Regions from separate parts of the Mus musculus genome. Here region 2 is linked to region 1. Evidence: chromatin loops called from intact Hi-C (ENCODE). Cell type or tissue: heart. All regions are shown on one strand.

Evidence for each region. Hi-C counts contacts between places; a loop is a spot of excess contacts. Peaks named below come from ENCODE experiments on the same cell type or tissue, not always from the same donor. Only the 100,000 strongest peaks of a DNase experiment are listed, where the experiment ranks them.
Region 2: it touches region 1 in a loop (3-fold over the local background); 31 of 42 quality-filtered maps call a loop at or near these places.

Annotation. Positions count from the first base shown.
Region 1 is chr1:52,096,615-52,101,614 of GRCm38, reverse strand. It overlaps Stat4 (signal transducer and activator of transcription 4), which reads right to left. Exons shown (of 24, transcript NM_011487.5): 15 at 4,747-4,830; 16 at 3,130-3,228; 17 at 1,156-1,291. Among named protein-coding and RNA genes, the nearest start is that of Gm31812, 15 kb to the left of the region's middle. In heart, CTCF peaks have their summits at 923 and 2,546 (motif pointing right); no DNase peak of the experiment used is centred here; H3K27me3 peaks cover 130 bases.
Region 2 is chr1:51,646,029-51,651,028 of GRCm38, reverse strand. No RefSeq gene overlaps it. Among named protein-coding and RNA genes, the nearest start is that of Gm31636, 26 kb to the right of the region's middle. In heart, no CTCF peak of the experiment used is centred here; a DNase peak (open chromatin) is centred at 2,878.

The DNA of each region.
Region 1 (5,000 bases):
TTAGGGAGCACCATGGATGGTCGGCACTGGGCATTCGGGCAGAGGGAGAACAGAAGCTCCTCCAGGGAGGAAGCAGAGTGAGGCCAAGGCGCTGTGGGATAACATGCTGCTGGAGATGGTAAGAGCGGCCCAAGGACGGCAACCAGACATCACACAACAAAATCATGTAATTAGGTATAGCTAGATTTAAGTGGAAAAATGGACTAGAAATCATGTAGGCAATATGCAGCCACCAGCTATTTTGATCTAGCACATTGAAATCTTAAGGAAACTACATTCCTGTGGATAATTTGCTAAAGATCCTAAGAACACTATGCTAATCTATACTATTTCTGGTAACATGCTAACATAATTTTTGCGTTAGTTGCTCATTAACATTTTACAAATGTTTACTACTGTATTTATGAACTCAAGACAAAAAAAAACCTATATTAAGTAGAATTTTAAATTGTTGGAAAGGGCAGTTGTATTTGACCACCCACTGTTGAGCCAACAGGTGCACAGAAACAGGTGAAGCTAGCCAACATCACATAAACCAGACGGCAGCCACAGCTTCTGTGCAGAACAAGCGTGGGTACCATAACTGCAAATGCATACAGACTCAGCTGGAGTTAGGTGTACTAGCTTGTCAAAACCCAGCTACGGCTAAGAAATATAGGCAAAGCTTATGAAGCACAGGTGATGTCTGCAAAACCAAGAAACCGAAGCGGCCATAATGTGCAGAATCAAGTCATTGCTCGTGTTTTTAAACTTCTAGCACATTTCCTGTGCTTAGCCCATCGTGTTCTAGTTGGTTAACATTACCATAAAGGCTTCACAGCATATTCAGAGGAAGTGACTTGAGAACACCTAGAAACCAGAGGGTGAACAGAGGGGCCTCAGAGAAGCACCCGTCTGGCCCACAATGTGACTCTGCTGCCTCCTAGCTGTGCGGTGGAGCCATTGACCTCTGATGTCCTCAAATCAATAGAACACTGTTGGGCCCAGGAACATTGTGAAAAATGAAAGTAAAACAACACTTAGCCCTGTGCCTGGCAATACAACATAGGCATCCCATAAAGTGTGACAGCATCGTAATTATTAATAGTAGTAACATAACTGCTTTAAAACTCTCGAGTGCCAAAACCAGAGGAAACCCCGTCTCCCGGCTCTCACCTGTGAGCTTCTCTGCCAGCATGTTGAGCTGCTCTGAATTAAGGCCACGACCGACATAGGATGAAAATTGCCAGCTCATCACTTCCAGGAGTTGGCCCAAAGTGACAGATGGAGGGTTATTAAAGAAAACCAAGTTCTGAAATAGAGGTATGGTGATTATATATCATAACCTAACAGGGAACACTACATTCGCTATATCGCATTCCCGATTTAGATTCTGGGTCAAGTGATGTTAATAATAAATTGTTCATAAAGTTCATCTCCCCATTAGAGTACTTTTGCTCCTTGAATATAATACAACTTGGGGATCCATCTTTCCTGAGAAAATCACTTGACATCTCCTAACTTTCTCTAAACTACCAAACAACAATCATCTCATGACTAACAATGGCTGGTCACATAAACTCCCTTGAAATGATATTAATTGTAAGCATGCTAATTGGCTCACCATGAAAGAGGGCTCTGCATTCAACAAGGATCACAAGACAGGAAGAAGAGAAGTAAAAGTATTTCTAGGGACACCATTGTCTCCTTGAGAAAGGTGGCTGGGAAATGGCTAGTGAGGACAGGGTCTAGTTAAGGTGTAAGAGCTCAGAGTTTGGAGGAAGGTAGAGTTAATAAGTCAAAGTTACTCGTTTAGCTTGGTTTTGTAAGGAGACTAAGAGTCCAGTCTCTAGATCTTCAAGAGGGAACCCAGTTGCTCTGGGAGGGTGAGCATGGTGGCATGTGGTGGCCTTAGCGGGTTCCTAGAAGAATGTTGCTAAGAGATAACAGTGTGGTGCTGTGCTAGGACAGAAGACCCTACTAAGTCTTTCCCGCCACACTCTAAAGTTGAATGTACAGACATGTAGCTCTTAAAGAGAAGTGGCATTTAATGCCAGGAACCACCTCTGGCCTTAAAGTGAATTATCTAGTGGATTCTCCAGCATGAGGGGAATGTCACGACTAGGGAGCCCTCCTGGTTGCAGTTGATGTGTCTTCGATGCCAGGACATCTGGGGATAGGAATGAACAGGGCTGTGCCTTTGTCTGTGTGATTTCCTTTTAAGGAATATTGCATTAAAGGGGAAAGGCACTGAAGGTTGACCTATTTAGGGATCACTTCTTCTTATGCAGTCACCTAATGGAAAGAATTCTTCTGGTAGAAACTGATTTGAGCAAGGAAGAAAAGTTATTCACATTTAAGCTGTTTCTTCTGGAACTGAGTACTTGGCAAAATAACACACAGTTCCTCAGTTTTGTTTTCTCTGTCTTAAGAACAGAGCAAGATGGAGCAGAGACTTTTTTTTTCTTTTAAATCTGAGTCCTTCCCTGGTTTTCATACAAAAACATCTATTAGCCATTGGTATAACTTTTAAGTCCACTTTTGATAAAGTGCCTCAAGTAACCACCAGATGGCACTAACACCCAGCCTAAACCTAGACAGGCTCAAGTCTATAAATTTGAAGGCAAAATTTGTGCTGTCAGAACTCAGGCGCAAAGATTAATGGACACTTATTTGGGAGCAAATGCTGTGCTTCTGTAGAAGAGACTGAGGAAAAGTGTGCCCAGAAGAAGTGAAGGTAGCCAGGTAGGAAGTTAGACTTAGAAAGTTATGAAGCAAGGTGTTTCCCGCAGTCTAGTCAGCACAGCAGAGGACAGCCTTAGAACTCATGGTGAGGCAGTCTTGGGCTGGTCACTGTCCTTGGCTAGAACTCAGATTGCCTTATCACCATCATTGCTGCTATTAATTTTGAGACAGGCTCTTGTTAGGTAGCCCAGGCTTGACTCAGACTTGTTTCAAATCACAAGCTTCCTACCTTAGACTTGCAAGTGCGTGGGTTCTAGAGGTGTGCCATCATGCTCAGCTCAAACACCCCCTGTTACACATAACCTAACAGGACTCACACAACTAGACATATCCACATGCCCGTTGCTTGTTGAAAGACAAAGTTAAGTGCCATGCGATATGCAGAGACAGGAACAGGAACTTTACCTGGGAGTCGTTAGTTGATACATTGTACCAAATGATGGATGCCCATGCATTAGGTAGTTGGCTGACATTAGAAATCATCACGACAGGTAATGAGCTGGTCTAGTTAAAAAAAAAGTTATTACAGGTAGTCCAAACATGCACCGCTGCTTCTCTTCACCTTCGCATCCAAAGGTCATCAGCTGACCACCCTTTCCAATCCTGCTACCCAGGTGCCATTCATAGACCTTTCTGTACACACATACAGGCTGAGTACAGTAGTACAGTAAGAAAAGGAACAAGAACCCTTTCAGGGCACCTGATGCTAGCAATCAGGCAGTTTCCTCCATAGCTTCCTCAACACTGAAAAACACATTTCTCCGTATGTCACACATTGCCTCAAATACAACCAAAGTGGCTTTTGCCACTTATCGACTTATAAGTTATGCTAAAGAACTTTATCTAGAATCTGGAGAGGTGGCTCAGTGGTTAAGGCCACTTACTGTTCTTCCAGAGGTTTTGAGTTCAATTCCCAGCTGCCATATGGTGGTTCACAACCATGTGTAATGGGATCTGATGCCCTCTTTTAATGTGTTTGAACACAGCAACAGTGTACTCATATACATAAGATAAATAAATCTTGATCTAAATTTGCTTTGGGAATGAACCACTCTAATTAAATTATGACCTAGTGCCTGATTAAAGTCCACACTGGAAGTAGGGTTTTACTGTGAAAGCTGGAGAGGTGAGCTGTCAGAGTTGGAGTTGTCTGGTCTCTTTCTGCAGAACATTCAGTACTGTCAGTGTTGCAGTTTTCTATCGTATGAAGTAAACAGCCTTTCACAGACTAGCCTGGGAGGCCGTAGCCAAAAATCTCCTGGAGGCATAAGATCCCCAAGGACAGACCCAGGAACTGAAGGACTGTGCAGCTTATGGAAGAAGAGGTTTAGGGGAAAGAAGTGGAGGTTTTTACGTACTTTTGAATGCTGTATAAAAAGGGAAAGGTGGAGTCTAACACAATACACTCTTGAGTAGAATCTTACTCAGGTTGCCTGAAGTGGAGCTTGTTAATGGATGCACTGATTTGTTCCTGCAGCATTTACTGGGCCTTTAGCATGAGCTAGGAATTGTGAACAGATAACCATGCACAAGCAATGCCCGGGCTTGTAACCAATGTATTCAGTTCAACCCCACAGCTTGTTTATTCTTAGAGTTCAGTGGTGTTATTGGAAGGTGGTCAAAACAACACACTGCCAACACTCTCACCACCATCCTTTGTTCATCTCATCAGAGAAACCCTCCAGGAGATTTTTAGATATGACTTAAATTTTAGAAAATATATCACTACATGATACAGTTCAAGGATAGATATTTCTCTTTATGCTTTCTGTTGAATATTCCTGATTCAGTAAATAAAAATGTAGACAACCAATCAACATATGTTGAATTCACAAGAGTCATGGAGTCTTTATCATTCTTCTATTTAACCAGAATGGTATCTAACTACTTAGTACACATGATGTGTTGTTTTTCTAAATAATATGTGAAGAATAGACAGAAATCCAGAAGGACTGGGCTTTTGCTAGCAATGCTGACATATTGCTGTAAATATTACTAGCAGATATTTCTAGAGAAACCCACCTCTAGGTTAATGGTGAGGCCATAGAGGCAGATCTGGGTCTCAAAGGTTATGGAATGCAACTCCTCTGTCACCATGTGGCAGCCCTGTGGGGAGACAGGTGGATCAGTTTCTAACAAAGGCAGCTTTTCTATCTGAGACCTGGAAGTTAACAAAGTGGATGACCCCAAAGTTTCACAGTATTTAAAAATAAGGCAAAGAATGACTTTCAGTTTCCAAAACATGAGTTCTTGCTTTTAAAATTCTGGCATACTTC
Region 2 (5,000 bases), 450 kb after region 1:
AGTTGTAACACAAAATTTAAATACATCCCAAGGTTCCTCTTGTTAAAGAGTTCTATCCTGTAAGTAAACCATTGTTGGTAACCTTTGGCCTTTCAACCGACCAGGAAGGCTGAGGTTGTTAATATTTTGGATGTGTGAGATAATCTGGCTCAGCTGTTGCTGGTGGCCTGTTCCTCACCCTCATCTGCAGCACTCTGCTAATGATGTGTCAAGATGGCTTGTCACCTTACCCTGGGGAGGAGGAGCAGCCGGTCACTTCATTCTCAGAAACAGGGGAGGTTTTTCTTAATGGGCATTTGAAGACTTGGAGTCATCTAAAAAAAGGTGTGAAATTATAAAAATCCTTTTTTAGCTCTAAACAAAAATAGGCCCACGTATGGGTGTGTGTAGACTAGATGGATGTATTGGTGTCTCTTGATGGGAGAATGTAATTAGTGCCATGTGTGGCTCTGGGCTAGAGTGAGCCATTACTACCCCCCTTTTCAGAGCTCGCAGATGGACAAAATTATGTTTCCTTAATAATGAGGCTCTTAAGTGCCAGCTGCTATCCAGCATTGCAGCCCTCCACGCTAACAAAGCCCTCATTAAATGGTTTGCTTGGGATAATTTGCCTGTTTCTTTCCGTGCTGGCAACTGACAACCTGGTTCCTCCTCTTTTCCCTGAACACCTTTAATCACTCAGAGAAGTCTGTGTCATGTGATGGGATGGTAATTTTTTTTAATCCTACATGTCTTCATATTATTATTTTTATGCCCTCTTTCAAAAGTTTTTAAATGAGGTTGGTCTCTAACATCCTGTGCTATCATTCATTCAGTGGTAAAATAATAATTGCTAATTTTCTTCTTCAGAGAACCAGCGCTTTATCAGGAATAACATTATGCAAATGACTATGCAAATGTCAACCAGTGGAGTCTCTGGGAAAACAGTTCAGAGAAAAACCTTCAGAACATATCCAAAGTTGGCTGAAAAAAAAAAAAAGAGAGAAAAAACCCAGCATTTTGAACTATAAGGTCAGCATGGTAGCAAAGGGAATTTATGACTAATAAGAATTTTACAAGAAAGTTTTATATTGTTAACAATACAAAAAAAGGCAGGGCATATATGGGATATTTTTGTAGGTCAGTTTATTTATGGTGCTACGGGTTGACCTTCACATTTGTCAGATCCCTTTGGGCTGAGTTTCTTCAATGGTGTCTAAAATTTCAAGGTGCTTAACACCTCACCTTTTTGGCTTTAGGAATTCTACCCTTATGTGCTTCACTTTCGATATATTTTATGGTCATTAAGATTTGGGTCTTCTTCACGTTACTGGAAAAAAGTTCACTGAGAGATGAAAAGTACTAGATTTGTACAAAACTTTTGTGCCACTGGTAAAAACAAAACAAAGCAAAACTGTCTGTAAACAGTCTGCTACCCACAAGAATGCCCTTTGAAACACCTGGGAAGGAAGGCTTGCTGTCAGTCAGCCACACGCCTTGGCGAGTTCAGACATGGGTTCCTTGACATGTGAGTGATACACGAATCTACTAAATGACCAAAAAAGGCAAAATTGAAATTCAGTAGATTTTAGGTAGTACATGTGAGATTTTAGCCCAGGGAACCTTGGAGTCCAGAACCCCAGATTGCATTTTCAGCAGACATGGTATATTAAAGCACTAAATGTTAGAAGGGGTTACTTTATTACCATCCTGTTGACCTCCTGGGTCCCACCCACAACCCAGGAAGGAGACAAGGAAGAGCTATCAGATAAGAGGGCTGAGTACTCCCTCCTAGGGCTAGGTACTCCAGGGGCACACAGCCACCAAGGTCTCTTTAACCCAAAGACAAGGTTTCTATGGACCAAAGGATGATCCCTGCTGCTACTATCTCTGTCCTTCAGCCTCTTCGCCTGTGAAGTGGATATGAAAGTGGAGTTGTTACAAGCATTTCAACAGGCTGCTCAGAGAGGGAAATGGAATGTGCTGGTTGAGGTTAGCTTCTAGACATCTTGTTCTAGTACCTGCGTTTATTGCTGCATGAAAGTGGAATTTTAATCTGTCTACACAAGTTTCTTCATGCATTTCAGTTTTTTGTTTGTTTGTTTTGTTTTGTTTTGTTTTGAGACAGGGTTTCTTGAGTAGCTGAGACTGTCCTGGAACTTGCTCTGTACACCAGGCTAGCCTGGAACTCAGAAAGCTCTGCCTACCATACCCCTGTCCCTAACCCTGCCCCTGCCTCCTCCTCTTCCTCCTCTAAGACCTTTTTTTATTTTATTTTATAATTTTAAGATTTATTTAATTTATTTTATGGATATGAGTACACTGTAGCTAGAGATGGTTTTGAGCCTTCATGTGGTTGTTGGGTGGTTGTTGGGAATTGAATTTTTTTAGGACCTCTGCTTGCTCCAGTCAACGCTGCTCCCTCTGGCCCAAAGCTTTATTTATTATTACAATTAAGTACACTGTAGCTGTTCAGACACACCAGAAGAGGGCGTCAGATCTCATTACCGGTGGTTGGTGGGATTTTGAACTCAGGACCTTCGGTAGAGCAGTCAGTGCTCTTACGTGCTGAGCTATCTCAAGCAGCCCCTGCTCCTGCCTTCTGAGTATTAGTGTTAAAGGCTGGGCTACCTCGGGGCTCTTCATGTAACTTGTGCTAAAGTATTGACCCCCTAAATAGCCAGGAAATGGGTTAGGTATGAAATGCATCTAGGGCATTTTGTATGTAGCACATAATACGTACAACCAATGCATGCTACCTACCATCACTATTTCAAGCCTAAAGCAGTTGGTGCCTGTGGGACTTAATAAGTGATAGCTATTATTAGCAACCAGTGTCATTCCTAGTTCTAGACAGGCCAAAGCTCTATTGCCAAAGCCCACTTGCACAATCCTGGCAGGGCCTTCCCCTAGGCCTTGTTCCTAGTCCATCTTAGTAGTGCCACTGAGGTTATTTGAGGTAACAACTGCTTAGGAGATTGACTGTGTGGTGTTCATGCACATGTCATTGAGCAGAGAAGTATCAGAATGTCTTATGAGGTGTGTGGGTGGTGGGGTAAGCCTTGAGAACAACGCAGCTGTGTCAACATTGAAGCCAGGGGAGCACGGAAGGTAAATGGCACATATGAAAGGAAACGATTTTGCAGATCCAAAAAGTATATTCACTTGATCAAAAGCCTAACGCAGTCCCTGAGGGAACCCGGAATTCCATCCGGTTGGCCTCTTGTGTTGAGCTATCCCATAATTATCAGAGCAGTCACGGGCTCTCTTCCCAGGCTTGTGATGATTGTAATCTTTCATCCTCTAGTGGATACTATTCTTTAATCTCTTCCTCTCAAAATTCAGAAATATGGAGTCTGAGTTTAGTGAATTACTTTTTTCCTTGCTCTATACTCTTTGTAGGAAAATAAGAACTATGGGAGAACGGTTGGTCTTTTCCTCCTGCTTTACATCGCAGAGAATCATGTGAAAACTGGAGTGGGGCCAGTAAGGTGTTCATGGATGATTGGACAGGAGGCTGGGGTAAAGCGTCAGGGTGGAGAGACAAGACACTAGCAATCTTGCCTGCGAGCTGCTGATTGACATACAGCTGAGAACTCTCTGGTGCAAACGCTGCAAGATTGGATGCTTGGCTCTACCTCCTTGCTTTTGCAGAAGTGAGATGACAGGGTAATAGCTACGTTATTTGTGTCTATTATACTTAGGGCTCTCATGGATGTCAGGGATAACATTACTGGCTATTTGAAGTCTTGAGGAAAACAGAAGTAAGAAGAAAACAGGAGGTTCACACAGTCCTTGTAGTAGGTAGAAGCAGACTGGCTGCAGGCTCCTACTGCCTAGCAATTGAGATAATGGGCCTTAGGGTGTGACTGAGGACTATTTGCCTCAAGCTGGGGTAATGGGCCTTAGGGTGTGGAAGAGATCTATTTGCACCAAGGAGGGCTCTTTTTACTAAACCAGACTGCTTGTCACGAAGTAGGTAACAAGAAGCAAACGTAAAAATGCCCAGCAATACCAAATAAGCATTGGAATGAGTAAAACACTTTGAAAAAAAAGACAAGTAGGTTCACTCTTTGCATGTAAATACTCCAAAAACAGTTACTCTTCGGAAGGGGCTAAAACTTAGAGGATGTCATTTCTAAGGTTCCATATAACTTTGTACTTTAGTTTAGCAAGTATTTACATATGCCCTACTGTGTGCTTAACATGGTGCTATGCGTTGGATGCAAGGCCCTGAATAAGGACACAGAGGCTGGATCCAAGCTTTCTACATTCTAATGGAGGAAGGGGAAAAACCAAACAGCTCTGTAAATGCTGCACCTATCGTGCAAGGGACACAGCATCCAACTGTCTCACTTAGTAGGCTATTCGCTAGGAGCTACGGAGAATCTGCTAATATGATCAGCTATTAAAAGAAGCTTAATGTTTCAACAAAGAAACTTCTCAAATCAGGCACAGCTAGGGTGTGTATCAGAGACGTGAGATGCCAGCTGGGGGTTACATTTGAGAACTGGGATGGGACTTAGTGGAGATTAACAAACCATCAGGCTTAGCCTGAGGTACGTGGGGAAGTGTCAACTGATGGACTGAGCAGGAGGAATGCAGCAGGAGGGGCTGAGGGACAAAAGCCCCAGCCTAAAAATGAGTGCATGCTAGTTCACCATTTGTGTTCGTATTGTTGTGTTTTATGTGCATGTATACTCACTGATTTCTGGTTGTGAACCTGGCTATGGTATGATGTCTATTTGACAATAGCAATCATTGTAGCATCTACTTGTAATCCCAGTACATGGTTGTCACTGGGGGACCTGGGCTATTTAGGGAGATGATGATGATGATGGTGATGGTGGTTGTGATGGTGGTGGTGATGACTTTCTGGAGAGATGGCTCAGGGGGTAAAGGCATTTGTTACCAAGTCTGGTGACCTCAGTGCAGTCCCTCCATTCCACATAGTGGAAGGAGAAAAGTGACTACGGCAATTTTCCTCTGACCTGTCCTATTTGTCACCATGGGTCCAGTCT